Regions from separate parts of the Mus musculus genome. Here all the other regions are linked to region 5. Evidence: chromatin loops called from intact Hi-C (ENCODE). Cell type or tissue: gastrocnemius. All regions are shown on one strand. Each heading gives the region's core, and the rest is flanking DNA. Links, peaks and the distances in the headings are about the cores only. Region 1 overlaps Gosr2 (golgi SNAP receptor complex member 2). Region 2 holds the start of Plekhm1 (pleckstrin homology domain containing, family M (with RUN domain) member 1). Region 3 overlaps Lrrc37a. Region 4 overlaps Gm884 (predicted gene 884). Region 5 overlaps Arhgap27 (Rho GTPase activating protein 27).

What was found. Hi-C counts contacts between places; a loop is a spot of excess contacts. Peaks named below come from ENCODE experiments on the same cell type or tissue, not always from the same donor. Only the 100,000 strongest peaks of a DNase experiment are listed, where the experiment ranks them.
Region 1: it touches region 5 in a loop (4-fold over the local background); 9 of 42 quality-filtered maps call a loop at or near these places.
Region 2: a loop joins it to region 5, with 6 times the contacts of the local background. A loop is called at or near these places in 10 of 42 quality-filtered maps.
Region 3: a loop joins it to region 5, with 3 times the contacts of the local background. A loop is called at or near these places in 24 of 42 quality-filtered maps.
Region 4: a loop joins it to region 5, with 6 times the contacts of the local background. A loop is called at or near these places in 14 of 42 quality-filtered maps.

The regions. Positions count from the first base shown.
Region 1 is chr11:103,672,391-103,678,729 of GRCm38, reverse strand. It overlaps Gosr2 (golgi SNAP receptor complex member 2), which reads left to right. Exons shown (of 6, transcript NM_019650.4): 6 at 1-1,881. Among named protein-coding and RNA genes, the nearest start is that of Gosr2, 22 kb to the left of the region's middle. In gastrocnemius, for the core only: CTCF peaks have their summits at 1,536 (motif pointing left) and 2,975 (motif pointing right); DNase peaks (open chromatin) are centred at 1,519 and 2,972.
Region 2 is chr11:103,409,119-103,415,457 of GRCm38, reverse strand. It overlaps Plekhm1 (pleckstrin homology domain containing, family M (with RUN domain) member 1), which reads left to right and starts at 2,753. Exons shown (of 12, transcript NM_183034.2): 1 at 2,753-2,865. In gastrocnemius, for the core only: no CTCF peak of the experiment used is centred there; a DNase peak (open chromatin) is centred at 2,714; H3K4me3 peaks cover 2,272 bases; H3K27ac peaks cover 1,574 bases.
Region 3 is chr11:103,461,814-103,468,152 of GRCm38, reverse strand. It overlaps Lrrc37a, which reads left to right. Exons shown (of 14, transcript XM_011249376.2): 6 at 622-693; 7 at 3,723-3,797. Among named protein-coding and RNA genes, the nearest start is that of Lrrc37a, 40 kb to the left of the region's middle. In gastrocnemius, for the core only: a CTCF peak has its summit at 3,500 (motif pointing right); no DNase peak of the experiment used is centred there.
Region 4 is chr11:103,553,288-103,559,626 of GRCm38, reverse strand. The region is part of intron 7 of Gm884 (predicted gene 884); the gene reads left to right. Among named protein-coding and RNA genes, the nearest start is that of Lrrc37a, 51 kb to the right of the region's middle. In gastrocnemius, for the core only: a CTCF peak has its summit at 3,370 (motif pointing right); a DNase peak (open chromatin) is centred at 3,390.
Region 5 is chr11:103,357,223-103,363,561 of GRCm38, reverse strand. Arhgap27 (Rho GTPase activating protein 27) reads left to right here. Exons shown (of 18, transcript NM_001205236.1): 1 at 1-293; 2 at 1,228-1,355; 3 at 2,644-3,315. The coding sequence starts at 2,662. Among named protein-coding and RNA genes, the nearest start is that of Arhgap27, 3.3 kb to the left of the region's middle. In gastrocnemius, for the core only: CTCF peaks have their summits at 3,166 (motif pointing left) and 4,310 (motif pointing left); DNase peaks (open chromatin) are centred at 1,351, 3,147, 4,035 and 4,303; H3K4me3 peaks cover 3,831 bases; H3K27ac peaks cover 2,843 bases.

The sequences.
Region 1 (6,339 bases), core at 1,035-5,034, 320 kb before region 5:
ACCCTTTCCTGGAAGCAGCTACTCCAGGGAAGCAGAGACATCAGTGCTGCTGCTGATAATGCAAGTGTTTCCATGCCATGGTTGCTGGGTGTTTGTCAGTGTCCCAGGGAGTGTTCAGTCTGGACACGGAAGCCCTGAGTCACCAATGTTTTCCAGTTAATACGGCAGTGGCTCTTACAGTTCAGAGACGGTAGCTTGGCACCTGCACCCAGGCTTTGACAGATGGGCCTTTGCCACTTTGAAAGTAGCCATGAGCAATGGGCGACTTGTCAGCTGCAGATTCATCTAGTTCTGCCCTCTCAAGTTCTTTGACTATCTACCCCTTGAAACATATTAGCAATATATCAATCAGCTAAGCCTCCATTTTCCCCAGCCCTTTCAGGCCACCCTGGGGATGTCCCTGGGAAGTGTGTTTTTGTGAGACTTTCAGGGACCAGAGCATTTTTACTTTTTGATTGAGGCTGTGTCAGTACCTGGTGCAATGCAGAATTTGTGTGAGGGTTAATGTATCTTGAGCACACATTGTATTAATCTCTGCAAGTACTAGAACGATCTAGTGAGTTTATTTGTTCATCAGTCACAGGCCCTGTCCACCCAAACAGTTCTAAATTTAGTAGCCTCCTAGTAGGAAAAACATGCCAGAACTCCTAAGAACTGGAAACTGGTCAGTATTAATCCATCCTTTGATTGCCCTACCTACTTCCTATGTTTGCTTAAGCGTCCTCTGCTGTCTCCCTCTTCACAGTAGGTGTTACGTCTCACCCTTCCCCTTGTGTAGCCGTATTGGTCTCTCGGGTACATCTGTGGCATCCTTTTGGGGAACTTTATCAACTATACACACTTTAAACTTGAGTTTCCTGGGTATTAGCTCAGTTCTGGTCAGATGCAATGTCTGTTGCTCTTTCCCTGTAGGTTAAATGTGCCATAGCTGGTCAGAAAGGGGGAATGTGCCCCCTCTAGTCCTGCAGAGTGGAAACAGTGGCCCTAGAGACAGGAGACCTGCAGCATCTCCACACCTCGATCTCACTTTGGGGAGGCAGATGGGCATGGGCTTTTGGCTGGCCATAGAGTTTGTACTGCACAGACCTGACTCCTGTGCCCCCTGGCACCTGAAGATCCCACCAGACAGCATGCTTTGGAAGATGTACAAGCTGTAATTGAGCCATTTGAACTCAAAATGTGGGCAGCAAAGGCCCTAGCCCCTGCCCTTCATTGGCTGTTGGAGCAGTGTTTTGTAGTACATAATGGGTTTCCACCTTTGTAGCAGTCCTTGGCTTTAGTGAACTTGATGTTCCACCTTCACAGCCAGGTCTCCCTTTGGAATGAATTTGTGGTGAGGTCAGCACTACTGCCTGGGGGCAGGGAATGGACGCAGAGGATCTGGACTCAAGGGGCATTGAGCTGGTTGCCCAGGCTGCCCTCCCTCAAATTTCCATTCAGTGCCTTGTGAGATGACTCTGACCTGATTGGGCAAACTGTCCTTACAGGCTCCAGCAGGGAAGGGCCCCTAGCCTGAGTGGGATGCCCTCTAGTGGAGGAGGCCTGCATCCTTATCAGAGCTTGTCAGAAGCTGCAGCTAGCAGATGATGTGTGCACCTTGGTACAGTCGTCTAAGTGACAGGGTTTGAAGCTAGTAGGGTGCCAGAAGGAATCTAAGACTAAGAAAATAGATGTATTCTCCATGTATGGCCACTTGAAGGAATGCTAAATCCAAGGACCAAGTAAATAGTAGGTTTTACAGGTTTCATTTCAAGCTTTTTCTCAAAAGCCAGCTTGCCTTGTTGAATTTAAATAGCTTTGATTGGCAATTTATTTACACCCCTTGTTTTCAGAACATGTCAGCTGAATAAAGTTGAGGTTTATTTAGAAAACTTTAAAGAAGCACTTGGCATTCTTTGTCTTGACTACCCCTTTGTTCCTAGGCTAGGAGCATTCATATACACTGTTTCAGAGCCATAGGCTGGGTAGCTAGCTGTCTCAGAAGCAGCTGTAGAAAGTGAAAGACATCCCAGACCTGATTCAGAACAGTTCTGAAGGTTCCCAGGTAAACTGCCATGTGTTTGCTGGAGCCGCTACCTCTTAGATAGCTGTTCTCTTGATAGCATTGGGAAGAATCTGGAACCAGCTCTGCATATGTACAAAGAGCAAGACTGGCAAGTTTCCAGTGAAGTCTTAGTGTAGCCTACCTACCTCATTCCAGAAGAGTTAAGGGCTTAGAAACAACTGGGGGCTGGGGCTGTCATTTGGTGCCAGGGTGCTAGCCTGGCATTCACACTGCACTGTGTTCCATCAGCAGTTCAGGTCCCATAATTAAAGCAAGGACGTAGGGCCTGGGGTGAGGGCTCAGCAGTTAGAGCACTGGCTGCTCTCTCTGGGTTTGATTCCCAGCACCACATGGTGGCTCACAGCCATATTAACTACACACTACAGTTCCAGAGGATCCAGTGCCCTCTTCTAGGAAGGTCCAAGGCACACACACAGCTTGTGCACAGAAATACGGGCAAAACACCATATACATAAAAGGAAATAGATAGGCTAAAATACAAAATTAGGACTATAAACGTGAAGGCAGAGGCATGTCATATCAGGAGAACTTGAACACAGGTCATAAAGCCCTCTCGCCATATCTCTGGGAGTCCTCCTGTAACTCGCAACGGCAGAGGAGCATGTTGCTGACTGAATAGGGTGGGGTGTCACCTGTCCTCAGGCCAAGACCAGACAGACCCTTTGTACTGCCAGCTTCCCCATAGCCTTTAGTGTAGGAGACAGCCTTCCCAATCCTCTGAGTTAGGTTCTGTGATATGCCTGCTGTGCAGACAGTGGGCTAATGGCTTTCCAGAGAAGCTGGCTCCTTGTGTGGCTGTAGTCCCAGCTCCACCAACCTGCTTCTCCCATCCCTGAAGATGCTCTGCCAGGAATGAGCAACAAGGCAGCACGAATGTCTCCAGGTGCTAGAAGGTGCCATGTCCACACCTTGCCACTAGAGGGTGATATATCTCTACTCATGGCTGATCCTCTCAGGCCCTTGCTTGATGCTGATTCCTGTGAGGTGCAAGTTTCTTGGCAGTACAGTAGCTCTGGGCTGCTTTAGAACTCTAGAAGTCTGGCAAAAGATGACCAAGGAAACCCGAGCAGTTTTCAGGACTCCATCCCGCCCCTCAGGACTTCTGCATGCTACAAACAGGCATGGAGAACGTTTCTCATCTCTACACCACGGTCCCCCACGTGGAAGTGTTTTACTTTGACTGTCAGTGTGGATGCAGAGTGGACCTTGTGCATTGCCCAGATAAATGTCATGTGCAGATATAACCTCGGCTGCAGACACGAATGCCAGTCTGAGACTAGATGGCCCTCATGGATTTCACTCTTGGTTCTATTACATTAGGCCATCAGGAAGGGCCTAAAATGGCCCTTGGCCAGTGGTGGTCTTCACTGGCTGATGGCGCTCTGTCTCCTGAGTAAAGTACTGCAGGGTGAGAGGCCAGCCCTCCACTATCTGTATAGTGCATTTTCAGCCCTTCTCCCACGTCACACCTGGTTTGGGGCTCTGTGTTCCCTGCCTACTGGGCGTCAGGGCACACAGCACATAGTAGGCAGTCATATGGTCACAAGCTCTCATGTCAGTGACCTACAGGAGATGCCTCAATCCAGCCTAGCCCCATCATACGGGTTTAGAGCTCAATGCTCAGCTGTGGTCATACCCAGAAGCCTAACCCTGAGTTCATGGCTACGAATGCTGTGGTCCACATGCTCATGGGGGCTCAGCAGCAGCAGATGGGGAAGTAAAGGGCAGAAACTGACTAGCGTCGGGTTTTAAAGTAGAAAGGTCAGCAGGAGCAGTCATCCCAGTCCCTAGTAAATAGTGGGAGACAGTGATGACCAATTCTGGGTACCCGAGTGAGGGGACGGGCCACGTGAGAGGCTGTTCTGACTCTGCCATTCCAGTGGTGGTGTCTTAGAGCCCCTCCTTCCAGCTGTTAGTGAGAGCTGCTGAGCCGCTGCTGAGGCTGCTGTAGTCCAGAGAGGGAGTGGAGAGGGGACCACAGTGACAACAAGCTCAGTTCTTGTCACTAAAGCGGTGCTTCTCAGCCTTGGCCACTTCCTGGAGGATTTTTTTTTTTTAAGTTTAGGGGTCAGTTCCAAGAAGCTCTGAGTTACCTGGTGTGGGACAGAGCCTGGGTTCTTTTGGAATTTCTCAGAGGCTCTCCTGGGAGGGCTCACAGTGCCTTCCCAGTGTGGTGCACTGTTAACCCCATCTAGCTTCAGAGATTAGCCCTAGTCCTCCAGCCAGAGGACAAGGTAACACAGAGTCCCCACAACTGAGGGACCATGTCTCTCAACAGCTGTCCCAGTAGGGACATTTACTAGGTCGGGCTTTTCCAGAGATGATAGCCAATAACGGGCTTGGAGGAGATGAAGAGCCAAAGGGGCTGAGAAGAGCAGGGTGTCTGTCACGTTAATACGCTCTAACTAGCCTTTGGCTGCAGGAAACAGACACCTGTTGGGAGGGCTTGCTGCCCATCCCCTACCCCATCCCCACCCCATCCCTGCACCCCATCCCTTGCAGCTGCCTGGAGCCCAGGAAGAGCTGGCTGCCCTTAAGACACAGAGAGGCTTGAGGCAGAGCTGATTGCGTGGTGGGTGTTAACTTGTCAGAGATACGGGTGTGGGCGGTGCAGGAAGACATTGATTTCTCTCATCACCAATATGGCAACAGGTGTCATGTGGGCAGAGCCCACCCTGTAGCCTCCCCACACTTTTAAGAGGAGTTTTCTGTGTCCGGGACATGCTGACACATGTTGACACATGCTGACACATGCTGACACATGACACAGGGTGAGAGAGGCAAGGAGTAGATGCCCTCTGTGGGAGGGCAGGGCAACCTCAGAGCCACGGGACCTCTGCAGATGTGAATTTGGGAAAGATAAAAGTTTTAGAGATGAAACCTCAGTCTCCCCGTGCTGGTCAAGTTCTGTTGTTACAGTTAGAGTGTGCATTCGGTGTCCACAGCAATTTAAGACGAGAAACCATTTCTTTTTCCACTTGTGGCAGAAAGCAGCCTTTTACCACAGTCTAGGGACTCCAGAAGACCCTCAGTTGGCCACGCCAAAAGCTGAATTTCAGAACAAGAGCTGTAGTCATCTCTGATAAGAAGACACGGGAATATAAGTGTTAAGGTCACTCTTACTTGCACTTGGTTAAAGATGGGGACCCCCTGGGAAACCCAGTGAAGGAAAAAGCTCACACCCAGCATTGCCACCTTCTAACATAAAGTCGACTTAAGGGGCGGAAGAGTGGTTACTCTCTATAGAGCACGAGCTGCTGCTCTTGCGAAGGACCCAGGTTCCGGTCTTAGAATGCACATTGTTTCACACAACCCTCTGTAGCTCCAGTTCAGGGGATCCAGTGCCCTCTTCTGGCTTCACATGCATGTGCATGCATGTGCACACATATGCCCCCGCCCCCAGAAAAAACAGTCATACATATAAAACCATGAAGTCCGTTTAAGCTGTGAATGGTAATGAAGGCCTGAATCTCAGCACTTGGGAGGCAGAGGCAAAAGGGCCATCAAGAGGCCAACTTAATTATTAGATAGTATGGGGCGGCAATTAGATGCCAGGCACTTGGGGCAGCGTTGCCTGGGATCCAGAGGGACAGGACTAGGTAAGTAGGCTCTCTTGAAGGGTACTGCAGTGGGCTGGAGACTGAGGCAGGGACCTAGGCAGATAGGAGGAGTGGGTTTAGTGTTCAGTGAACTGGCTTTAGGGGGCACTGAGCAAAGAAGAGGGAGGGAAGCTGGGGAGGGGGACACAGGATGGGAGTAGGTGCAGGTGGAGGTACCATGTCATTCTGGAACCCAAAAGGGTAGGGAAGGGCCTAAGTCATTCCTGAATTTCAAGCTGTTAGGACCACACTACCTAGGAAGGAGTGTACTGTGGCTCTACAAGTCTCCTCAGGAGCACCCAGTAGCCAGGTCTCACCAACTCCAACCTAGTGAAGTCACCATCCCCAACCTTGACTTTCATCTGCTGAGTCTGTTTCCTGTCTGTATAATGGGCTAATAAAGACACTCCCTAAGGAAGGCTCACACACCTGCATTTGAGAGCACAGTCAATGGAAGTGATTTTTTTGTTTTGTTTTTTTGTTTTTTAAAGAAGTCAGAAGAGTTTGTATGACTTAATTGTGGAGATCAGCTTGTCCCTTTATTGTGTGAACTTGAGCAAGCCACATCCTCTCTCATGTGCTTCTCTTACCTCAATGGGATCAGTAACTCCTCTGATTCGGGGTGTCTGCAGCCAAGGCTTAGGCCTGGACAATCACACAAACTTTGCTATTGTT
Region 2 (6,339 bases), core at 825-4,824, 52 kb before region 5:
ACTCAGAAATCCCACAGAAACATAAACTGGATACCTAAATGCAGAGGACCAGGTGCAGACCCATGCTGGCAGTTCCTCGGGAAGATGGGAACTCGCTCTCCCTCATATACTCAAAGGATGGAACACAAAACCTACCTGTCCTACCACAGAACACCTGTCCAGTCATGCTCACTGCTGTCCCAGTCACAATAGCCAGAAATTGAAAAACAGATGTCCCTCCGTAGAAGATGAATAAAGAAAATGTGGTACATTTACACAACAGAGTATTACTCGGCCATTAAAAAAAAAAAGACATCATGAAATTTATAGGCAAAGGGAATATAACTAGAAAAAGAATTATCCTGAGTGAGGTATCCTAGACCTGGTGTCTATTCAGTTATATGTGGACATTAGCAGTTAAGTCAATGATAACTAAGCTACAATCTGTAGAACCACGCCGGGTAGCTGTAGAGGAAGGGAATAGAGGGGACAGACAGCTCTTCTTTGGAAAAGATTATGGATGGATGCGGGCTTGGAACAGGAGGATCAAGTGGGGAAGGAGGAGGGGGTTTGGGGAGAGACTACTCAGGGAGAGACAGCTAAAATTAAGGGGGCATTTAAAGGGTAATATGAAAAACTAATACAGGACAGATTTCCTAAAATATATACATATATGAAGGCAATCTAAATGAAAGCTCCAAATGATCCAGCAGACAGGCTGTGAACTGGCCATCTCTTGTCACCAAACAAAGCTTCCAGTACAGGGACTGGGTTACAGCTAATTGAGTCATTGGCCAAAGAGGCCCATGGGGATCACCAAACAACCCAAGTTGTTGCCTAGCCTATAGGTTGCTCGCCACAAACCAACAGCAAGATTCCACTGCTAAGACAATACCTGCACACCTCACTGAACCTGAAGATGCTGAGTAGGTGCCTAAACAGAGCCTTTATCCCTATGTTCTGGTGTCTTTGGTACAAGAGGGTACTTTGCACACTACCAAATGTGAAGCGCGAACACCAAGCCAGCTGCAACCCCTGCATAACAATGACGTACTGCCTTTAAGATATGTTAGGGCAATGGGGGCGCCAAGCTTATGGGAGAAACCGACCAGTAACGGATTTGACTTAAGGCCCACTTCACCAGGTGGAACCCATACCCAACATGCTTGGGGTAACCAAGAACCAAAGACCAGATAGCCCAGGGACCTAGGGTAAAAGCAAATAAGACTGGTGTCTTAGTTAGGGGTTCCATTGTGGTGAAAGACACCATGACCAAGGCAACTCCTATAAAGGAACACATTTAGCTGGGGCTGGGTTACAGGTTCCGAGGTTCCGTCATTAGCGTGGCAGCAGGCAGACAGGTGTGGTGCTGGGGGAGGAGCTTTTTTTTTTTTTTTTTTTTTTTTAAGAGTCTTGATTAGAAGGCAACCCAGAGGGCTGGAGAGATGGCTCAGTGGGTAAGATACCCAACTGCTCTTCCAAAGGTCCTGAGTTCAAATCCCAGCAACCACATGGTGGCTCACAACCATCCTTAATGAGATCTGACTCCCTCTTCCGGAGTGTCTGAAGACAGCTACAGTGTACTTACATATAATAAAAATAAAATAAATTAAAAAAAAAAGAAAGAAAGAAAAAAGAAGGCAACCAAGAGACTGGGCAGAGTTTGAGCATATATATGTTTGAACATATATTCAAATATATATTACCTCAAAGCCACAGTGACATACTTCCGCTAACAAGGCCACACCTCTTCCAGTAAGGCCATGCCTCCTAAATAGTGCCATTTCCCATGGGCCAAGCACATTCAAACCACAACTGGTAAAAAGAAAGAAAGAAAAGGAAAAAAAAGACATAGTGATAAAATGACTCCTAATGACATTTGGGTACTCATAGATCAATGCCTTGTTCAGCCATCATTAGAGAAGTTTCCTTCTACAGCAGATAGGGAACCCCAAGGGAGAGGTGGAAAGAGTGTAGGAGCCAGAGGGGATGGAAGACACCAAGAAAACAAGGTCCTCTAAGTCAATAGGAGCAAAGTTCATATAAACTCACAGAGAGTCTTTTCTTTTACAGTCACCACCTCTATGGCCCACACCTAGGTCCTAGGTTCCCTTTTGGGCACGGTCCTCAGACCTGCCCAGCCTGCCCTTTATTAGTCACGGTTGCTACATTTGACAGTTTTCTTCCGCGTCTATTCCGAGAGACAGCTGTCATTTTCTGTAATGGAACAAAAGCAATTAAATAGTGAGAAGACAAAAAGCAGGTCCTCTGGGCTTCATGCCTCAAAGGGCTGACCGCAGGCAAATTAAACTAACAGGTCCAAGAGAGCCCTCAGGGCGATCACGTGGTATGAGACAAGTCAAAACAACTGTTTCCTGGCTCCGGAAAAACCAGACCTGAAGGTCCCACTTGGACCCAGGATCCACTTGCTCCCTCCACTACTAATGCCCTTAGGGAAACATACGGGTTAATGGCGCAACAGGGCGCATTTTCGGATTAAGGGGGCAAACACGACAACCCCAAAGTTGCACAGATGCGATTGAGGGGCAGAGCTGCGGGACGCAGAAGTCCCGAAGCTCCAAGGGTCCAGCCTCTCTGCGCTACCCAGAGCCAGAGTAGCGAGAGCGGCAGGATCGCTCACCTGAGCCAAGAAGCCCTGCAATCCGGGGCAAGGGAAGAGCTGACGGCCCCGCCCCTCGGCTCCTCTAGGCCCAGTGATTGGTTTTTGAGGACTGGGGGCGGGGCCGTAGCGAGGAGCCGACGTGATGGCGTCAGACGCCGCGCGCCGCTTCCTGTTGTCAGTGCCTTTGGAGCCGCAGCTTCTGCTCGGAACCGAGGGGGGTCTCGCTTCGCCCGGAGCGCCGCCACCTGCTCCTGATCCCTTCGGTGAGTGAGTCTGGGGTCTGAACGTGGAGGGAAGCGCGGGGCGGTGATGCGACCCGGCGGTGGGCCCGCAACCTCGCAGCCACTCGCGACCCCTGTGCGCCTGGAGACTTGGGGTGGGAACCTCGGCCCTTCGCAGCCCGGGCCTGCTCCCACCTCAGCCAGTGGCCACCGGCTCTCTCCCCTCCGTCTCCACCGCAGCCAACCTCAGCCCCAAGCCGGGTCCCCTAACCACCGGTCTTGCAAAAGTGTAGCCTCACTCGTGACCCCTCTTTAGCCCAGTTGCAACCCGATCCGAGCGAGCCACATCCCTTCGCCACCTCTTATCTCAACATCGCGTTTATCCCTCATCTCTTCTGAACCTTCCCTCGACCCTCCATTCTGGCTCAATTTCTTATCGCAGCCTGTCGTATCTGGCTCACTCGTCCCAAACACGCTAAGTCTCCCTCCCTCCCATTGACCCACTACTGAAGTTTTCTCCTGTTGAACTTGCCGGTTTCTTCTTGGTTACTGACGTCACAGCTTTATCTCAAGGCTTGTGTGTATCTTTTCTTTACCGATTTTTACCTAATTCCCTAGCTGATCACAGAGGTAAGGTCTCTCAGGCACTTTCCTGTCTAAGACTTAATATTAAACTGTCCCCGACTCTGCTGTAGAGGACTGTCTCAGTTTCTACCACTTCCCCCAGTCCTTTCGTTACTTTAAATTTAATATGCATTTATTAATTCTTTGAGAATTTTATGCATGTACATAATATTCCTGCCCCCTAACATCACTGTTAGTTTGGGGTTTTGGGTTGTTGTTGTTGTTGTTTTTGAGACAGCATGTCACTATTTAGCCTTAGATCTCTCTCTCAGATCACTCACTATGTAGATCAGGCTGGCCTCAAACTCACAGTGTGGGTCACCACTCCTGGTTTTAATCTGTTTTTTGTTTGTTTGTTTGTTTGTTTGTTTTTGTAGGATGGAGGGTGGTTTTGTTTTTTGTTTTTGTTATTGTTTTAAGACAGCCAATCTAAACAGCCATGGACTCCTGATCCTCCCTGCCTCCACCTCCCAAGTGCTGGAATTGTAGGCATGAGTCACCATGCCTGGCTTCCCAGAATTGCTATTAACTAGATCTACTCAACTCCTGTCATTTTCTTCCTTGATCCAGCTCTCTTTCACTTTGAGAATTTAGGGTATAGCTCCCTAGTGGTCATACTTGCTATATTCCTCAACAGCCATGTCTGCTCCTTGTTCAGAGCCCAGCAGACTAAACAGCTAAATTGGTGTGTGTAGGGACTCGGATGGTAACTGAGTATAAAGCTTCTTGGGGGAGATGTTCTTTGTAGTGTCTGATCTCCTAAATGTGTTTCCACAGATGGCTTTTCTGGCATTCCTATTAAGTCATTTGTGCCTGCTGTTGTAATGGTAGGTGTCATTCAAATACCTGGGAGGTGAGAGGTGGCCACTCAACCATCTCATTCATCCTGAGGTAATGGAAACCAGCCCTTCCTTTTGGCTGGCGGTTCTGTCAGTAGAGAGCCTCAGGGAAGCAGTGTGGAGTTAGTTGGTTGTGATCACAGAGTCCTGCCAGTGTGTCCTAGCACCTGTGAGGAAGAATCTACCCAGTGTTCCTTTCTGCATAGCTGAATGCAGAGCTTCCCCACTATTGAACCCAGAAACATAATGGCCATCAGAAGCATGTTGTAAGCCAGGAGGAGTCCTGGGAGGCTGAAGGACAGTACAGGGACTGTAAAATCGCTTCTCTTTTTGTAGGTCCTGGATCACTTAGTCTTAGCCACTGGGGTTTGTAGGAACATGTAAAGGTGAACCCAGTAGTTGAGACAGATGTGTGTCTTTAAGTCCTATGCTCAGCATTTATAGTCCAAGGACATTTCCAACCAGGTTCTAATGGGCTTGCTTTGGGAGGGGTCTTTGGCAGCCCCCTCCCCCATACGCAAGCCCAGTGCTGGAGTTTTAGTCCAGGGCCTTGTATATGTGAGGCAAATATTCTACCACTGAGCTGCACTTCAGGCCCTGTCAGCAAGGGTCTTGAGAGACCATGCTTACCACAGCCGTCTCCTTCTGTGAAGGCTGAATGCAGCTCTGCCTTGAATAGTCTCTCATGATGATGCAACCTTCAGAGTTGCTTTTCACTCATTGGCAGCTTTGTGTACTGGCAGAAATTTCTCAGTAGCCCTACAGCGTAAAGTGTTGTGCCTCAGCTTCCCAGTCTGCTGAATAGATGAATCTGTTCTATATGCCTCGCCTGTATCTATTAAGTCATTCAAGAGTTGAGCTATTTATTTATTTATTTATTTATTGGGTTTTTTTCAAGACAGGGTTTCTCTGTATAGCCCTGGCTGGCATGGAACTCACTCTGTAGACCAGGCTGGCCTTGAACTCAGAAATCCTCCTGCCTCTGCCTCCCAGATGTCGGGATTAAAGCCGTGTACCACTATTGCCCAGCTATTTATTTATTTTTGATTTTTGAGTACTAGTCCTAGGTCCTAGAAGTACAGCAATGAGTGGATTCTTCGAAGTTGTTTTTTTCATTCACTCAGAGCACCCACGTCCTTAGAATCCTATCGCAAAGCCAGGTACAGTGCTACCCACCTGAAACCACAGGTGCCCAGGAGGCTGAGAATGAGAGTTCAAAGCTTTCCCAAGGAGTTTAAGACCTTCCTGGGCTACATAGTAAGTTCAAGGTCAGTCTATGAGACATAGCAAGATCTTGCTCAGAAATAAAATATTTTTTAGAAAGAGTTATTATTATATGTAAGTACACCGTAGCTGTCTCCAGACACACCAGAGGAGGGCATCTGATCTCATTACGGGTGGTTGCTGGGATTTGAACTCAGGACCTCCAGAAGAGGAGTCAGTGGTAGCACACTACTGGGTCCTGCTGAAGGAAAAATCTAAAAGCCAGGCAGAGTTGGCCAGGCTTTGTAATCTCTTCGCTGAGGGATGAGAAACTAGGAAGATTGCTAGAAGTTGAGGCCAGCCTGAGCTACCCAGCAGACAGAACAAAACAAAGCCAAAAGGAGGTAGAGAGAAGAATCCTATACTGTGTGGAACAGGATTGTGGGAGAGTTGGTGGTATTGGGTGAAAGGGAAGTCGGAGGGGAAATGTGTCCAGCGGGGGCAGATGCCCTCGCCCACATGAGAGTTTGGTCTGGTCTCTCATCCTCCAGCAGTATTTAACTTGAAGCTCCTGCTTCAGAAGCGTCTTCTCTTTCCCCATCCCCACCCCGTCCCCAAACCCTGCCCATAGCCCTAACCCTAACCCTCTTCTTAGCCCTGCCTACACCCACCCCTCGTATTACTCACCCCTATCCCTGCCCGCCAGGACACTGGTTTAGAAGTCCAGCTCTCTTCGGGACGTGCTGGTTCCTCACTCAGGATTCTCGTGTCTGCGAGGTCAGCTGCCTTTCTGAATCAGAACGCAGCTCTGTCATTCTTTTTCAACTGAAATAAGATGCCCCATGCCTCC
Region 3 (6,339 bases), core at 1,551-5,550, 100 kb before region 5:
ATTATTCTTGACTTAGCGAACTAACTACAAAGTGTTTTAGACTTCTAAAAATGGATAAGCACCTTGAATTATGGAAATACATTAAAAATATTCTTTTCTAGCCAGGTATAGTGGCGCACCCCTTTTATCCCAGCACTCGGGAGGCAGAAGCAGGAGGGTCTTGAGTTCTAGACCACCTGGGATACAGAACAAGCTCCAGGACAGTCAGAGCTATGAGAGCACTCGCGCACACACACACTAAATAAGTAAATAAATAAATCCCCAAACAAAACAAAACCTTTCCTACACAGAGAGAGCCTTACTACCAGTGTAGTTGTCGGCTAGATTTTTTGACCTAGAAGCTCTTTGGCGTTTCTCTTCTTTGTATTCTGCCTTTTTTTTTCTCTCTCCTCTAGTTTTCTCTTTTATTTTCCATACATGTGGATAGTCTTCACAGGAAGAATGTTCATGGATTCTAAGTATGGTTTATAGGTAAAAAGCATTATATATAATATGCATGTATATATATGTATGTATGTATACACATACACTTATATTCCATGCTGAGGGATGGATGTACATTTTTGGAATGGGGTGGAGCAGGTTGAAGTGTGTGTAATGTGAATCTCACTGCTTTTTCAGAATCCTCAACCATAACCCTCTGACAGTTGTCGAAGATCCTTTCCTTTTTAAATTGCCAACATTAAAATATCTGTAAGTAATTGGGTCCTGGGATGATTTCTGCTCTTTTTAAATTTTCATTATGAGAGTATTTTGCCTTAATAAAAAATTGAAATTTTAGTTTCAACTATACTGTTGGAAAAGGATGGAGTTCCAGGAGAGGTGGTGCACATTCTTTTTTTTTTCCTTTCTTTGTTCTTCCCCCCACCTTTGATTTAAGTTTTATTGCATTATGACGAGAAAAGATACATAATTTCAATTTATCTGAATTTGTTAACATTGAAAAACCTATTTTGAGGCCGGGCATGGTGGCGCACACCTTTAATGCCAGCACTTGGGAGGCAGAGGCAGGTGGATCTCTGTGAGTTGGAGGCCAGCCTGGTCTACAGAGTGAGTTCCAGGACAGCCAGGGCTATACAGAGAAACCCTGTCTCGAAGAAGAAAAAAAAAAAAACCACCTATTTTGAGTAAATAGACTTACATCACATTCTTCTTTCTCTTTTGTACTCCAACTCCTCCCGGAGAGCACCCCCCTTCAAAACCTGCAATACCTTTTGTTTTTTATCATAGTCTTTAAAATTTATAAACTATTGTAACAACAAAAATGAGTATTATAAAAGTTGTTTGATATAAAACAACAATCAATTGAACAGTCTTATGTAGATGTTTGTCTACAGCAATACTGAAAATACATTTTTCTCAATACAAATTTTTTTTCTTTTTTTTGGTTTTTTCAAGACAGGGTTTCTCCTGGCTATCCTGGAACTCACTCCGTAGACCAGGCTGGCCTCAAACTCAGAAATCTGCCTGCCACTGCCTCTGCCTCTGCTTCCGCATGCTGGGATTAGAGGCATGAGCCACCACTGCCCAGCCTCAATATAAATTTTAAATAACTACAATATATTAACTGTATATTTTAAAATAATATATCATTATTAATTTTTAGTGAACATAAATAGATAAAGTGTGTTTGTTTGTTTTTAGTGGATCTTAAAATCTTGGCTTACAGTGGTACAAACACAAAATAAAAGCAGTTTTTGGACATTGGAGTTCATTGTAATAAGGCTGTACTTGAATGTCCCTCACATCACCAAAGGATTTTTATCTCTAGTGCTACCTGCCCTGGCTATGTCTGGCTGGAGTCTGTCCTTCCTGTGATCCTGGTTGTGTCAGAACTCCTCCGAGTCACGCTGTCTCTGTGATCCTGTGATTCTGGGATCCAGCGATCCTGAGATCCTGGGTGTGTCTGAGCTCCTGGGAGTCAAGCTGCCTTTAGGACCTTGAGATCTTGGTGTGACCAAGCTCCTGAGATCCTGGGATCCTCTGATCCTGGGCATGTTAGAGTGCCTGGGAGTGGAGCTGTCTCTGGGTGTGGTGGGGCTGGGGAAGGTCTGCTCAGAGCGCTGGCCCAGACAGACCAGAAGGAACCTGTGCCACTGGTCTGGCAGAGTTCCTGAGTGGTGGTGTGATTTTTAATCCCAGCACTTGGAAGGCAGAGGCAGGGGGATCTCTGTGAGTTACAGACCAGCCAGCACAACACCAAGACACTGTTTTAAAAATTAAAATTAAAAGAAAAGAAATAACAGTTAGGGGCTGACAAGCTAGCTTAGCAAATAAAGGGGCTTGCCACCAAGCCTGAAGACCCGAGTTCATGAACTAGCTCACACTATTTGTCCTCTGACCTCCACATATACAACTGTGGCATATGTACACACACACACACACACACACACACACACAAATATGTATATGGAAAAATTTGAAAAGAATAAAGAAACAACCGGCAAGGCATTCGGCTGAGGGTGAAATAGCGTTGAAGACCAGAGATGTGTATGTAAGCACATGCAGGGCTACCATCTCAGAAAGCAAGGAGCCATAAGTGTATACTACTTTTTAAAATAAAAAAGCATTTCAAGTGTACGGATGTTTTACCCTGTCAGCCTATGCATGCAGTGCCCGTAGATTCCAAAGAGGGCACCAGGTGATTGGAGCTACAGACAGCTGGGAGCCAGCCTGTGGATGTGGGAATGGAACCCTAGTCCTCTGAAAGAACAATGTTCTTAAAGGCCGAACACCAGGGTATACTACTTTTAAAAAGAGGAGCCATGTTTGATTTCCAGCACCCACATGAGCCTCTCACTGCCCATAACTCCACCTCTCAAGAATATGACATTCTGACTGCTGTGGGTACCTCACACATATATCAGGCAGCTCATACCATCTGGAACACCAGGGCATCTGTTGTCTTCGGGCATCTGTTGTCTTCTGGCCTCAACAGGCACATGAATGCACACATACACACATAAATAACAAATAAGCATTTTTTAAAATAAAAAAATAAGGCTCTGTGTGGTAATGCACACCTTTAGTCCCAACACTCAGGAAGCAGAAACAGGCAGGTTGCTGAAAATTTAAGGCCAGCCTGGTCTATATAGTGAGTTCCAGGCCAACCAGGGCTACACAGGAGAACCCCTGTCTCAAAAATTAAAATACCCCAGCTTTCCTGTGTCTTTAATATGAATAGTCTGCGCAGACGGACAGAACTTTAAAATGGGCATTACATATTTGAAATTTAAGTGAAAAATAAGAACTATAGAGTGGTAGTTAGAGTAGGGAGACTCCAATATAAAAGTGAGAGGTGAGAGGGTACAATAAAGACGCCGAGTTCACTCACCTGAGGATGGAAATGGCAAAAGTACTCCTCTTTTCAAAAGACGATTTGTGAAATAATCTCTTCTATGGCAGCAAGATTTTATTTTTATTTGTGTTTACCTGTATATTATATATATATGTATGCTGATATGCCCACATGTGTGCAAGTGTCTGGAGAGGCCAGAAGAGGGCAGCAGACACTCTGGAGTTGGAGTTCCACATGGTTGTGAGCTGCCTCAGCGCAGCTACTGGCAACTGAATTCAGGTCTGAGCAGTACCATGGGCTTTCAACCTCCCGTCCCTCCAACCCCATCAGTGAATTCTTGAGCCAGTTAGTTTTATAGGAAAGCTGAAGGTTGAGTCAGCGTGTGACGAAATGGTTCCTCATGAAGTCTGGCTTTCTCCTTCAGGGACCTGGGGGCCACACAGGTGCAACTGACAATGGTTGAGAACATCCTCATGATGATGCTGGAGCTGGAACATCTGTAAGGTTTATCTTCTTAGAGTAATCTCGATTTGGTTTTAAAATGTTAGTGTGTGTGTGTGTGTCTGTGTGTGTGTGTGTGTGTGTGTGTGTGTGTCTGTGTGTGTCTGTGTGTGTGTGTATGTGTTTGTGTGTGTCTGTGTGTGTGTGTGTCTGTGTGTGTATGTGTGTGTGTGTGTATGTGTTTGTGTGTGTATGTGTGTGTGTGTGTATGTGTGTGTATATGTGTTTGTGTGTGTGTGTCTGTGTTGTGTATGTGTCTCTGTGTGTGTGTGTATATGTGTTTGTGTGTGTGTGTGTATGTGTGTGTATATATGTGTTTGTGTGTGTGTGTGTATGTGTGTGTGTGTATATGTGTTTGTGTGTGTGTGTGTGTGTGTGTGTGTGTGTGTGTGTGTGTGTGTAGGCATGAATGCCACAGTGTGAGTATGAAGGTCAATGGGCCGCTTTAGAAGTTGGTTCGATCCTTAGGCTGTGGGTTCTAGGGATCAAACTTGTTTGTGTAGCAGGAGACTTTTTAATCTGCTGAGCCATCTAGCCAGCCCTAGATTTCTTTACAGTTTCTTATATTTTAAATGTTTTGCGGTTTGCCTTATTTCTTGAGTTACTGGGGTATAATTTTCATGCAATGCATTCAAGCACATGGGTTGGCTAGCTTTCACAGTTAGTTCCCTAGCCACTATTATATTACTGATATAGACTGCTTGTCCCATCCAAAATGCTCCTCCTGCCCCTCCCACCACCAGGCCCTGTGATCCACCCACCTTATTTTCAACCCCATAGTTTTCCCTTTCCTAGAACATCTTGCAAATGACACCCCATGGGGTGTGGCCTTTTGGATCTGTCTTCTTCCACTGAGTGTGATCTTTAGCATCTCTCACCAGCAGTGTATGAGAAAGCAATGTCTTTAAAAGACATTCAGCTGGATTGGAGGTGTAGCTCAGTGGGTAGTGTTTGCCTAGCATGCATGATGTCCTGGGTTCAATATAAACCAGGTACAGTGATGAATATCTGTCCTTCCAAGTCAATGTCATCTTCAGCTACATAGGCATTCCCTAGCCTGTCTGGAATCCAAAGCTCTGCTTCCTGCTAGCTCATCTGAAGTGGTGTCCGTGTCCTTGTCATCTTAACTCTTTAGTAGCCAGTGCTCTGGAGTGTCGTCTAGTCATGACAAAAACCAAGAAAAACTCTTACTGCATACTTCCTTTAAGGCAGGGCCCACATTGAATGAGATGTCTGTGTTCTTGTTGAGTTTTTGTTTTCGTCTATGATGCAGGGTCTCCTCCTGTAGCCTAGGTTGCCTTGAACTTGTGATCTTCCAGTCTGGCTTCTTACTGAAGGTTTTGATTGTTTTACACGTCTTTATTTCAATCTGGCTTTATTTTCTTTCCTCGGGAATAGATCAGGTCAAACACCCGATACGGCCCTCCTAACTGGGATTTCAGGTGGTCTATGCATTCACGTCTGGTCATCCAGTGGTGGTATACTGATGTTCTTCTGGTTAGTTTTCTACGTGGTACTTCATGGGAATTTGGGAAGCTCCACGAGAGTCACTACATTTTACCAGGGAAGCTAGGGTCCCTTAGCTTAGGGGTTCTTAGTCTCTAATAAAAATATTTAGGAATGGACTCAAATGAATCTTAAGGCAAATTAGAGTAGACAAATAGAATAAGCTGCAGGCTTGGCCACTACCCAGAAAGATCAGATAGAAGGAAGGGGGAAGCTATACCACTATAAGCAGCTATGCAGCCAAGGGGAGCAGGTAGCACCACAGGGTGGCGGGGCAGGGGTAGGGGGAGAGTAAAAAGCCCCAAAGAACTAGAAAAAGCACATTAGGCTGTGGTCAACATCTAGAAGAAGGAGTCAGGAAGAAAGGAAGGTAAAAAATCACACCTTTCATAGCCAAGACTCGGAGGTCATAGAGAGTCCACAGCTGCTGTAAAGCAGACAGGGATTCTGGGAAGGAAAAACACAGTGTCTCATTAAAGGGAAAATTATTCCTGTCTCATCAGCACAGCTTAAGTTGTATCTCCCTTCCTGTAGGGTAGTTCCACCCTTTTGAGAAGTGGTCCAATTGACTTGACCCACCGGAATGTTGTCTCCAGCACCCTAGACCTGAGATCCCATCCTCTTGGCCAGCGGGAAAGGTGTTCACTTAATGGGCCCCCACTGCCACACGCCATGCATTCTCCCCTCAAGCATCTCTCATCTAACTGTGAAGCCATGATAAGCTTGTCTGAAGCAAATATCACTTGGTGGTTGAAACACATTTATTATGTGATGATATGATTATGTTATACTTCACTGTGGTCTTTATTTCTCCAATCCCATCTGTCCATGGGGGGAGGGGGGTGTCCATCTGTCTGTGTGTCCATGTTTGCATGTGTATAGTGTGTGTATCAGTGTGTGTGTGTGTGTGTGTGTGTGTGTGTGTGTGTGTGTGTGTGATATTAAAATCAAACCCAGGGCCTTGCACTGTCACCCAAACACTATACCAAAGAGCTATAAAACACAAAAATAATCCAGATTTGGCTGATGTGATC
Region 4 (6,339 bases), core at 1,212-5,211, 200 kb before region 5:
TTGTTGATTTTCTCAAAGAACCAGCTCCTCGTTTGGTTGATTCTTTGAATAGTTCTTCTTGTTTCCACTTGGTTGATTTCAGCCCTGAGTTTGATTATTTCCTGCCTTCTACTCCTCTTGGGTGAATTTTCTTCCTTTTGTTCTAGAGCTTTTAGGTGTGTTGTCAAGCTGCTAGTGTGTGCTCTCTCTAGTTTCTTTTTGGAGGCACTCAGAACTATGAGTTTTCCTCTTAGAAATGCTTTCATTGTGTCCCATAAGTTTGGGTATGTTGTGGCTTCATTTTCATTAAACTCTAAAAAGTCTTTAATTTCTTTCTTTATTCCTTCCTTGACCAAGGTATCATTGAGAAGAGTGTTGTTCAGTTTCCACGTGAATGTTGACTTTCTATTATTTATGTTGTTATTGAAGATCAGCCTTAGTCCATGGTGATGCATGGGACAATTTCAATATTTTTGTATCTGTTGAGGCCTGTTTTGTGACCGATTATATAGTCAGTTTTGGAGAAGGTACCATGACGTGCTGAGAAGGTATATCCCTTTCTTTTAGGATAAAATGTTCTGTAGATATCTGTTAAATCCATTTGTTTCATACCTTCTGTTAGTTTCACTGTGTCCCTGTTTATTTTCTGTTTCCAGAATCTGTCCATTGATTAAAGTGGTGTGTTGAAGTCTCCCACTATTATTGTGTGAGGTGCAATGTGTGCTTTGAGCTTTACTAAAGTTTCTTTAATGAATGTGGCTGCCCTTGCATTTTGAGCATAGATATTCAGAATTGAGAGTTCCTCTTGGAAGATTTTACCTTTGATGAGTACGAAGTGCCCCTCCTTGTCTTTTTTGATAACTTTGGGTTGGAAGTCGATTTTATTAGATATTAGAATGGCTAGTCCAGCTTATTTCTTCAGACCATTTGCTTGGAAAATTGTTTTCCAGCCTTTCATTCTGAGGTAGTGTCTGTCTTTTTCCCTGAGATGGGTTTCCTGTAAGCAGCAAAATGTTGGGTCCTGTTTGTTTAGCCATTCTGTTAGTCTATGTCTTTTTATTGGGGAATTGAGTCCATTGATATTAAGAGATATTAAGGAAAAGTAATTGTTGCAACAAAATTATTTTTGTTGTTAGAGTTGGCATTCTGTTCTTGTGGCTGTCTTCTTTTAGGTTTGTTGAAGGATTACTTTCTAGCTTTTTCTATGGCGTGGTTTCTGTCCTTGTATTGTTTCTTTTTCTGTTGTTATCCTTTGAAGGGCTGGATTCGTGGAAAGATAATGTGTGAATTTGGTTTTGTCGTGGAATACTTTGGTTTCTCCATCTATGGTAATTGAAAGTTTGGCTGGGTATAGTAGCCTGGGCTGGCATTTGTGTTCTCTTAGTGTCTATATAACATCTGTCCAGGATCTTCTGGCTTTCATAGTCTCTGGTGAAAAGTCTGGTGTAATTCTGATATGCCTGCCTTTATATGTTGCTTGACCTTTTCCCCTTACTGTTTTTAATATTCCATCTTTATTTAGTGCATTTGTTGTTCTGATTATTATGTGTCGGGAGGAATTTATTTTCTGGTCCAGTCTATTTGGAGTTCTGTAGGCTTCTTGTATGTCCATGGGCATCTCTTTCTTTAGGTTTTTGGGAAGTTTTCTTCTATAATTTTGTTGAAGATATTTGCTGGCCCTTTAAGTTGAAAATCTTCATTCTCATCTACTCCTATTATCTGTAGGTTTGGTCTTCTCATTGTGTCCTGGATTTCCTGGATGTTTTGAGTTAGGATCTCTTTGCATTTTCTTTGATTGTTGTGCCCATGTTCTCTATGTAATCTTCTGCACCTGAGATTCTCCCTTCCATCTCTTGTATTCTGTTGCTGACGCTCACATCTATGGTTCCAGATTTCTTTCCTAGGGTTTCTATCTCCAGAGTTGCCTCACTTTGGGTTTTCTTTATTGTGTCTACTTCCCTTTTAGGTCTAGTATGGTTTTGTTCATTTTCATCACCTGTTTGGATGTGTTTTCCTGTTTTTCTTTAAGAACTTCTACCTGTTTGGTTGTGTTTTCCTGTTTTTCTAAAGACTTGTAACTCTTTAGCAGTGTTCTCCTGTATTTCTTTAAGTGAGTTATTAAAGTCCTCCTTGATGTCCTCTACCATCATCATGAGATATGCTTTTAAATCCGGGTCTAGCTTTTTGGGTGTGTTGGGGTGCCCAGGACTGGGTGAGTTGGGAGTGCTGCATTCTGATGATGGTGAGTGGTCATGGTTTCTGTTAGTAAGATTCTTACGTTTGCCTTTCACCATCTGGTAATCTCTGGAGTTAGTTGTTATAGTTGTCTCTGGTTAGAGCTCGTTCCTCCCATGATTCTGTTAGCCTCTATCGGCAGACCTGGGAGACTAGATCTCTCCTGAGTTTCAGTGGTCAGAGCACTCTCTGCAGGCAAGCTCTCCTCTTGCAGGGAAGGTGCACAGATATCTGGTTTAGGACCTGCCTCCTGGTAGAAGATAAGATGAAGGCCTGAAACAGGGCCTGTCCCAGAAGCTGTCTCACTTTGGCTTGTCCCAGAAGCTGTTAGCTTCTGTATTCCACACTCTCATCTGCGCAGACTAGTCTCAGAGGGATCTGGAAACCAAGATGGCTCCCCGAGGTGCTCCAGCAAAGCCCTCCCAGGGCAGGGCAGACACCTCTCCTCTGGCAGGAAAGATGCCCAGATGTCTGGAGCCTGAAATGGGGTCTGCCTCAGAAGCTGTCCTCTAGGGACCTTGGGGGTGTCCACCAACTCCGCACCCAAGGTGACCAGGTGCTGGCACTAACCAGAAGGGACTTGTGACCCTGGTCAGGTCAGGTTTTCTGCTTCCCTAATGCTGTCTCAGGTCCCGCGCGCGATTGGAATGGAACAGAAGTTGTGTTCCACTCACCGGTGGTCCTAAGATCACGTGGAGAGTCCTCTAGGGACTTTGGGGGTGTCCTCCGACTCCACGCCCAAGGTCATAATCTGTACTTTTAATTCAGAATATTGACCTTTACCTAGCAACTGATCCTTGACAATATTGATGCCTCTGTCTGGGTTTTGTTGCTCCATAACTGAAGCCTCATCTTTCTACCATGTCAGCCATTGTAGTTGAGGGTCAGATTCTAAGATGTCTGACATCAGCTCTCTACAGTCTTTTGGAATTATACAATTTTGTGTGGCCCAATTATTAAGTATCTGTCTTACATAGGGTAAATGTAAAGCATAGGGTGTTACTACTTCTTTAAATCTTTTTAAGACTCTGTAAGACTATGATCTTCCGTGCAAATTTCTTAAGCCCTTGTAGATTTCTCATCTGGAGCTAATTGTCTTATTTTAGCTGGAAGGATCATTATAGCTTGTCAAATGGGCTTGGGCTGCCATTTTGCAGTCTTGTCAAAAGGTGGCACCATAGGCTTCAGATTGATTCATCTGAAGAGTTGTCTAATTTTTGTTCTATTGCTTGTAACTTAGCATGGATTTTTTTTTTTTCAGGCCTCTCCTTATCTAAGTTCTTATCCAAGTCCTAAAAAGATCTTTCTTTTTTAAATTATTTATTCACTTTACATCACTATTACAGCCCCCACAACAGCCTCTCCGCCCCCATACTCCCCTCTCCCCCTCTGAGAAGGGGGAGTCCATGCCTCTCCCCCTGGTACCAACCTATCCTGGCACATCAAGTCACTGCAGGACTCGGTGCATCCTCTTCCACTAAGGCCAGACAAGGTGGACCAGTTAGGTTAATGGGATCCACAGGCAGGCAATAGTCAGGGACAACCCCCATTCCAGTTGTTGGAGACCTGTTATGAAGACCAAGCTGCACATCTGTAATGTATGGAGGGGGGTATCTAGGTCCAGCCTATGATTGCTCTTTGACTGGTGGTTCAGTCTCTGGGAACCCCCAAGAGTCCAGGTTAGTTGACTCTGTTGATCTTCTTGTGGAGCTCCTATCCATTTTAGGTCCCTCAATCCTTCCCCCAACTCTTCCACAAGACCCCCCAAGCTCCATCTAATGTTTGGCTGTGTGTCTGTTTCCATCAGCTTCTGGGTGAAGTATCTCAGAGGACAATTATGCTAGGCTCCTGTCTGCAAGCATATCTGAGTATCATTAATAGTGTCAAGGATTGTTTGCTGCTCATGGGATAGGTCTCAAGTTGGGCCAGTCATTCCCTCAGTCTCTGCTCCATCTTTTTTCCTGTATATCTTGTAGGCAGGACACATTTTGGGTAGAAGATTTTCTAGTTGAGTTGGTGTCCTTAACCCTCCACTGGAAGTCCTGCCTTGCTACAGGAGGTGGCCACTTCAGGCTCCATATCCCTCACTGAGAGCCGTCTCAGCTAGAGTTACCCCATAGACTCCCTGGAGCCTTCCCCATCTCCGATCTCTGGCACATCTTAGAGATGACACCCCACCCATCCGCCACCAGTTTCCATTCCCTCGAGCCCTGCTGTCCCTACACATGATTCCTCTGCCCCATTCATCTCTCCCACCTAGTTCCCTCCCTCCATCTACCTCCAATATCTATTTTATTTCCACTTCTGAGTGAGATTCAAGCATTCTTCTTTGTACCCTCCTTGATATTTGGTTTCTTGGGTCTGTGGATTATAGTGTGGTTATCCTGTGCTTTGTGACTAATATCCACTTATAACTGAGTAAGTATATACCTTGCATGTCCTTTTGGATTACCTCACTCAGGATGATATTTTCTAGTTCCATCCATTTGCCTGCAAATTTCATGATGTTCTTGTTTTTAATAGCTGAGTAGTATTGTGTAAATGACCTACATTTTCATTATCCATTCTTTGGTTGAGGGATATCTGGGTTGTTTCAAGTTTCTGGCTGTTAGAAATAAAACTACTATGAACATAGTTGAGCAAGTGTCCTTGAAGTATGGTGGAGCATCCTTTGGGTATTTGCCCAGAAGTGGTATAGCTGGGTCTTGAGGTAGAACTATTCCCAATTTTCTGAGAAACTGCCAGTGTTCACTCCCACCAGCAATGGAGGAGTGTTCACTTTGCTCCACGTCCTGCTAATATGTGCTGTCATTTGAGTTTTTGATCTTAGCCATTCTGATGGGTATAAGGTGGAATCTCAGATGTTTTGATATGCACTTCCCTAATAACTAAGAATGTTGAACATTTCTTTAAATGCTTCTTGGCCATTCAAGATTCCTCTGTTGAGAATTCTCTGTTTAGCTCTGAACCCCATTTTAAATTGGGTTATTTAGGGTTTTTTTGTTTTGTTTTGTTTTTTGATTTTCCATATGAAGTTTAGACTTATTTCTTCAAGGTCTGTAAAGAATTGTGTTGGAATTTTGGTGGGAATTACATGGAATCTGTAGATTGCTTTTGGTAAGATGGCCATTTTTACTGTTAATCCTACCTACTGATCCACAAGCATGGGAGATCTTTCCATCTTCTGATATCTTCTTTAGTTTCTTTCTTCAGAGACTTGAAGTTCTTGTCATACATGTCTTTTACTTGCTTGGTTGAAGTTATACAAAGATATTTTATACTATTTCTGTCTATTGTAAAGGGTGTTGTTTCCCTAATTACCTTTTCAACCCGTATCCTGTTTGTATAAAGGAGGGCAACTGATTATTTTTAGTTGATTTTGTACCCAGCCACTTGGCTAAGTGTGCTTATCATAGGGGTCCTCTGGTTGCTGGGAGCCTCATTTCTCTCTCTCTCTGGAATGCAGCTGCTGGAGGGAAGTATCTGGCATTGGGATCATGCTGATAGCAGATGGGCCCAGTGATAGCATCAGGCAACTTACAGGGTCAATATGACTGATAGAATAAAACTTAAATATCTGGAGCCGACAAGACTGCCCAGCAAGAAACTCTAAACTCTTCTCACTCTTAAGTGTACATCCATATAGGCAGACATACAGATATACCTTTGGTAATTAGGTCCTGCTGGCAGCAGCAGATAATTAAGTAAAGATTAATTGTTAGAGTTCTTTTCTTTATGGCCTCGACTCTTACTGGCTAGGTAAGAGGGAGGCTTGGAGCAATTAATTTTTAGTGAGCCAGGAAAAGAAAGTCATACTTGCAGTAAGAAAAACTTACACAGGTATTATGCACAGAAACACACACCTTTATCCATACACACAGACATGTTGGGCCCAACCACCTATCTCATCAACTCCACAAGTATTTGTGCATACTTACATACATGAACACATACATACATACATACATACATACATACATACATACACACACACACACACACACACACACACACACACACACACACACACAGACACTTGGTGGATGGAACAAAAGCCCCCATCAACAGATTTCGTTGAGCAAGCACCAGTGCAGAAAGAACTCTTATTCTGGACAAAAAATAAGC
Region 5 (6,339 bases), core at 1,083-5,082:
CAGGTGTGGCCCAGGATCCTGGGGAAGAGGGGGGAGGGTGGCGTCTCTGCTCCTAGAGCGCTGGCCCGGCCCAGAGGGGACAGGAAGCCAGGACACCGGGGATTGTCTCTTGCAAGCACAGCCCAGTCCCGGCTTGGGAGGAAGTTCTGCCGAGCGCTCTCCGCCGGTTATATTGTTGAACAGGAAACAGGGCATCGCCGGAGCAGGGCTGTGGAGCAGGCAGCTCCGGACGCGGACCCCACGCGCGTCTGCCGGGACAAGTGGAAGCTAGGCCAGCGGGCGAAAGTTCTAAGGTGCCCGGGCCGGGCTGGACTGAGGGGGGAATGGCGTTGGGGAGGATGGCGCTGAGTATTGGGAGGGCGGGAAAGGTGCCCCCAGGTGGCCGTCCCCACCCTAGAGCCCCGCGCACCGCCTGCCCTTCTCGCTGCACTGGGGCTAGAGCAGTGCGAACCTGGAGGAGGGCCCGGAGGCCCAAACCCCGGGGAGGAGCTTTAGGTGTAGGGCTGCCTTCTGTCTGGGGGCGAGAGGTGAACCAGCCGAAGTCCCCCAGTGCTGACTTAGATATTGGTGACGCTATAGCTAGGGACGACCGGGAGCAGAAGATACAGGAGACCTACTGGCTAAGGGCGCCTTCCTCACCGCTCTCGCATCCCTCCCCTTCTCTTCGCTCACCCCAGATAATGGAAGGATCTGAGGCACAGGTCCTCTTGTCACACAACCGGAGACACAGCACTCCCCTGTCTGTGAGCGTCCCTGCAAAGGGACTCTAGTTTTTCCAGGCCCGGACAGGCTGCTCCCAGAGAGAGCCTCAGAGGGCGGAGGTGCTCCCGGAATGGGTAGTGCTCTTAATCTTGCTGTGAAGGGCTCACAGTTCGTGATTCAGGGAGCAAAAGGCCCCGCTCGGAATGTGCATGCCAGGACAAGACAGCCAACTCCGCCGGGCATTCCCAGAGCATCGCGCCCGCGGAACGCCAGGTCCTCTAGGACAACAAACCCCTCTGAGCGTTGAGGGGGTGGGGGGGAGCAGGGCCTACTGACTCTTGGGCTCTGCTCGCCTATCCATCAGCACCCCTTCCACTCAGCCCCTTCCCCATGCCTTTTTTTTTTTTCCTGGAGACCTCAAGGGCTCCAGCACAGACATTATGGCTTCTCCGCATCCTCTCAGACAAGCTGTATTGGGGACTAGGAACAGCCCTACTAAGTGTCGGTCTCCGCCTCTCCTCCCAGTGTCTCCTGTTTCGCGCTGTTTCTTCAGTCTCGGTCCTTGGAAGTCCCTCCCACAGATATGGTAGAGGCCTAGTCTGCTTCCCTCCGTCAGCCCCGCCCATGGGCAGCCTGAGATCCTCCCAGCTAACGTGAGTGCACGGTTGGGGTCCTGGGAAAGGGGGCGTAACCCAAGGGTACACACTTCTAGGATTCTGCTCGGCCAGCTCTGGTCTGCCATTTTACCATCTCTCGGGTCAGGATGCTCAGTGACTAAGTTTACACCCCTTCCATCATCAAGGAACTCTTGAAAAAAGAAATCAGCCTTAGCAAGACGGTGGACACCCCGCTGCTGGTCCCCAGGCCACCTTGTAGGGCAATAAACGGAGTGGTCATTGTAAGGTTTTGGAGTGACCAGTACTTCCGGAGTAGGCCACCTGCTTCACTTTGTTGAAGACACACAGTTGGGATTGTTCACGCGCGCACACACACACACACACACCAGGCACCAGACAAAACTAGCATTGGTGGGGGGGGGGGGGGTCGCGTTATAATGATCACTCCAAAGAGATTTAGAGGACCCTGGTGACACTGTTGCAATGCATTCCCTAGAAGCTACCCCCCCCCCCCCGGACAGGCACTCCTTGTAGGGAAGGACCCCTAGGCAGGTGAAGAGACCAGGAAGCCTCTTAAGAGGCTGCCGAAGAGCTGGCGTGCAGGGGGCGGTGCTGGCCCTAATGGGCGGGCCAGACTTCACGGTTCACGTGTGCGACGAAGCCACTGGGAAAGGGAAGAGAAACCCAGAGAACCGGTTCTCCAACCTTAGCTGTCCAAGCCCCTACGTCAAAATCACCGGATTAAATAAGACAGGGACACTTCTAAGGTAGAACAACTTGGGGGCTGCCCTAGAGCCTGCGCCCCGTCGTTAATCTCGCCCACCTAGAGGGCAAACTCCTAAAGGGAGGGGGTACTTAAGAGCTTTCCACGGATTCCCTGCAGGCTGGAGGCGTCAGGGTGTGGCGAGACGGGGGGCAGAAGAGCGACGGGAAAGGGGCCTTAATTCCCAATTCGCCAACCGGGAAGATGAGGTTCCCCTAACCTTCAGGCAAATGTGCTATCTATCTTGCAGTCACCGCAAATCTTTAAGCCAAGGTTTCCCCCAGAGTAAAGTTGGATTCCTATATCACCCTCAAGTTCTCACCAAGGGATGACAGGGAGACACATATCTCACAATCAACGACACAGAATGGAATCTTAAGCATGGGAACTTTGAAGATGATTTTATCCACGTCCCCATTTCAGAGAAGGAAAAACTGAAGCCCGAATGCAGTGGGCGTGGGCAGGAGCGGGACTCGAACCCTTGTCTTTGAGCCCCGGACTCCATGCTCTTCCCCGCTGCGCAGTCCTGACCTTGGCGGCTCCTTTTCTTGTTGCCTGCAGAAAAGCGCGGTGGTCGCGATGGCGGCGGACGTCGAGGGGGACGTGTACGTGCTGGTGGAACACCCCTTCGAGTACACCGGCAAAGACGGGCGCCGCATCGCCATCCAACCGAACGAGCGTTACCGACTGCTGCGCCGCAGCACCGAGCACTGGTGGCACGTGCGGCGGGAGCCCGGGGGTCGCCCCTTCTACCTCCCCGCGCAGTACGTACGCGAGCTGCCCGCGCTCGGCGACCCTGCCCCGGCCCCGCAGCCTTCCGTACCGCAGCAGCGCCCCGCAGTCCCGGAACCTCTGGCCTACGACTACCGCTTCGTGAGCACCCCGGTGGGCGCCGATGGGTCCTCTGCCGAGCCCCGGGGCCGCGCCAGCTCCCTGTGTGGCCCTGCACGACAGCGCACCGGTGGCCAGCGCAACAGCCTGGCTCCGGGAGGGCCCGCCTGCCTTTACGTGCGGCCCGCGGCGCCTGTGCGACCGGCGCAGTCCCTGGATGACTTGGCGCGCGGCGGTACCGCGCCCCCTGCCGGCCTCCTCGGCAGCGCGGGCCACTTCAAGGCCTCCAGCGTGGCGGGCTCCTGGGTTTGTCCCCGGCCCCTGGCGCCTAGCGACTCGGAGAATGTCTACGAGGCCATTCCGGACTTGCGCTGCCCTCCGCGGGCAGAGAGCCCAAAGCAGGTAGGTCGCTGCGAGCGAGGGGGCCGGAGGGAGGTCACAGTCCAGCAGAGTCTAGATGCTTTTTTTTTTTTTAACTGAGGCCACTGGATGTCCCTCCACCTCACTTATTAAGTATTCACGTTTTCATGCAAAATGCAAATGAGCTTGATTACTACAGAGTTCTGCCCCAAAGCCCGCGGGGATGTTAACTAACCTATGTCCGAATAACGGATGCATGCGCCGAATAACGTTCCTAAAACGCCACCTGCTCGGTAAGGAACAGTTTGGAGAGGTGGACTCTCTTCTTCCCTAGAAACTTAGGGTGGAGGTTGGGTCAGATGAGATGGTGGATGTGAAAGTCAGACATCTGCTTCTCTTTAGCATAGCTTCCAATATTTCAGTTCCTTAAACAAAAACAAAAACAAAATTTCTTAATGGGCTTGTTTCAAGTTTAGTTATGGTGAGGTCTTTTTCTCTTTCGGAATCCGATTGTGTTAATCTGAGACACTGGAAACAGCATTTCTAACACTCTTTATAGCCTCGGAATCTTCTTTCTCAGTCCTGTCCTCTGGAGCCTTTAAGGGAGGGACAGCCTGCGGGGGGTGGGGGGAGGGAGAAGGGATGCTTCCAAATGATTCACATCTGCCACCCGCTGTGGCATTATCCACAGCTCCCTTCCTCTCTCAGGCACTGAGTCCCGGGTGAGAGCCCGGGTGCGAGCCCGTGGGCCAACTACTTTGGCCTTGCCCCTGCTAGGGTTCCTCCTAGCAGAGTTCAGGTTCTGAGGCTACTGAAACCCGAATTTGACTCTGCTGGGTCATCTGCCACGTGATGACGAGCTCGGTGTCCTCGTATGTAAACAATACCCAAAGAATAAAGTAGTTGTGAACCTTAAACGCAGTGAGGCGTGGAAGCACTTGGAGCCAGCGGGTGCACGTAGAGTAACTAGGGTTCCATCCGCTGTTCGCTGCAGCCCTGAGCCTCTGCGCTCAGGTTTCCGCGGATCATCCCTCCCCCTTGTGGGCACTGCGGAGAACAACACTCAGCGGGCTTGAGTGTCTGCAGCAGATCAATGGTCGTCCTCATTACCCACCAGCTAGCTGGTCAGGCGCCTGTGGTCTATAGATGGCTAAACGTTCGCGCTCGGTTCCCTGGCGCCCTTGAGCAGGCTGTCTTCCTCTAGGGAACTCCCGGGCCTTTCCAGATTGTGAGTCCTAGTAATGTTGGGAATGTGTCTGCTGCCCCCACGAGCGAGCTCCTTCCTGGCTGTGGGAATGGCACCTTTGTGCTTGAGTTCCCCAGCGTCTGGCCAAGGGCTTTCTTCCACTGTATTAAGAAGCGAGGAGCTGCAACCCCACCACTCCTGACCCAGCACTATGTAAGTCTCCAAGGGCAGCTATAGCTACCCAAGCTCTGGGACCAGAGAAAGGGAATCCTCATCTCCACCCCAGCTTCCAGAATCGCCTGAGAAATTTTCCCAATCCAGAAATCCCCCAGGGTTCCTGACCAGCAGTACCTCCCCCGTTCCTCCTCGCGCTCCCAGCAAGCTCCCTGTTGCCAGTAGTTTGGAGATACCTCTGAAGGTGGACTGTTACAGACACAAAAGGGAACCATGAAGTCTGCCAGAGATCTGGATGCAGGACAAAGAGGCTGCTGCCTGTCTCTAATGAACTCGTTGGCTTCAACTGAGTACTCAGCATCTCTGGTCCTGTTTGCTCCGGAGTATAACAATAGCACATTCTCTGTTGTGGCTCTCCCCCCGGACACTCTGTCCCCAGCAAACTGCAAGGATGGCTTGTTTGTTCTCCCTTGGGAAGGAAATCTCACCCTTGCCCTTCCTTGTCCCAGGCAACATGGGAAGGAATTTCCTGGAAGGTGATCCTGGCTGTTTTCCAAAGAGTATAGGTGTGCGCTTGCACATACACACACACACACACACACACACACACACACGCCCTTGCTCATACTCCCATTCCCACTCCCCACCCTCATAGCTACTCACAGCCTCCAGCCACAATCTCCCAAGTCTATTTGCTTCAACACCCCCACCCCTCCACCCACTCCTCTTCCATCTACCTCCTCTACCCCCCCAACCTTTCCACCTCCCACCCCCTCTACCCTCACCCCGTGAGCCTGCAGACCTAAGGAATGATGGTAGCACAACGGCCTGGGAGGGATAGACGCCCCTGCCACACACTGTTCAGGCTGTATGGAGCTATGGCGAGGGTGCTGTAGAGCAAGGGCAGAGGAGAGACATGGACAGGCCCTTATGGGGGTCTCGTAGTCCTGTCTTAGCCCACCATTTGTGCTAGCTGTGATATCTACCATCAGGCAGGACTTTGTGGGAATTCCAAGTTATCCTGAAGCCACCGGAAGGTTCTCGGTAGGGAATGGAATGGGCTTGAGAAGGACTCCTGGGCTGGGGAAGAACGGTTTGGCCGAGTCCTGGTTTCCCGCTCATACTGGTATGGCCAGTGGTGCTGCTTACAGAGGCCTTGGAGGGGACGTGGAGGGGAACAGGTGGGGTGTACCTGGACAGAGTTGTCAAAAGTATGAAAAGAGGAATTCAAGAGGAAAGGAAGGGACCACGGAGGACAAGCAGGGGCCTGAAAGCCAAGGTGACTGCGCACAAGTCAAAGGCAACAGGACATTATCCGACACGGCCCTCAGAAGGCTGGCTTGTGGAGGGATTGCAGAAGACAGAAGGCTGTGGGTCAGGGGCTGAAGGGTGTAGGTGGAAAGAGCAGGCAGCTGGCAACAGCTTGGTAGCTAAAGGAAAGAGATGCTCTGGTCAGTTGGAAGGGTGAACAGATTACATCATCCCAAAGTCTACGTGAATGGAGGAGGCCAGATCGAGAGAGCAAGCGGGAAAGGCCAAATCAGGAGGAGGGGCTGATCAGATAGGAGTCCTGGAAGAAGGGCGTGACTGGGAACGGGAGCAAAGGTGTGGGCCACGAGGTGTCACGGGGTGAAAGGGCATCTGCCTGTCACATACCAGTTCAAGCCTTAGGGCAGGTCACTCAGCAGACACAAAGAAGAGGGAGC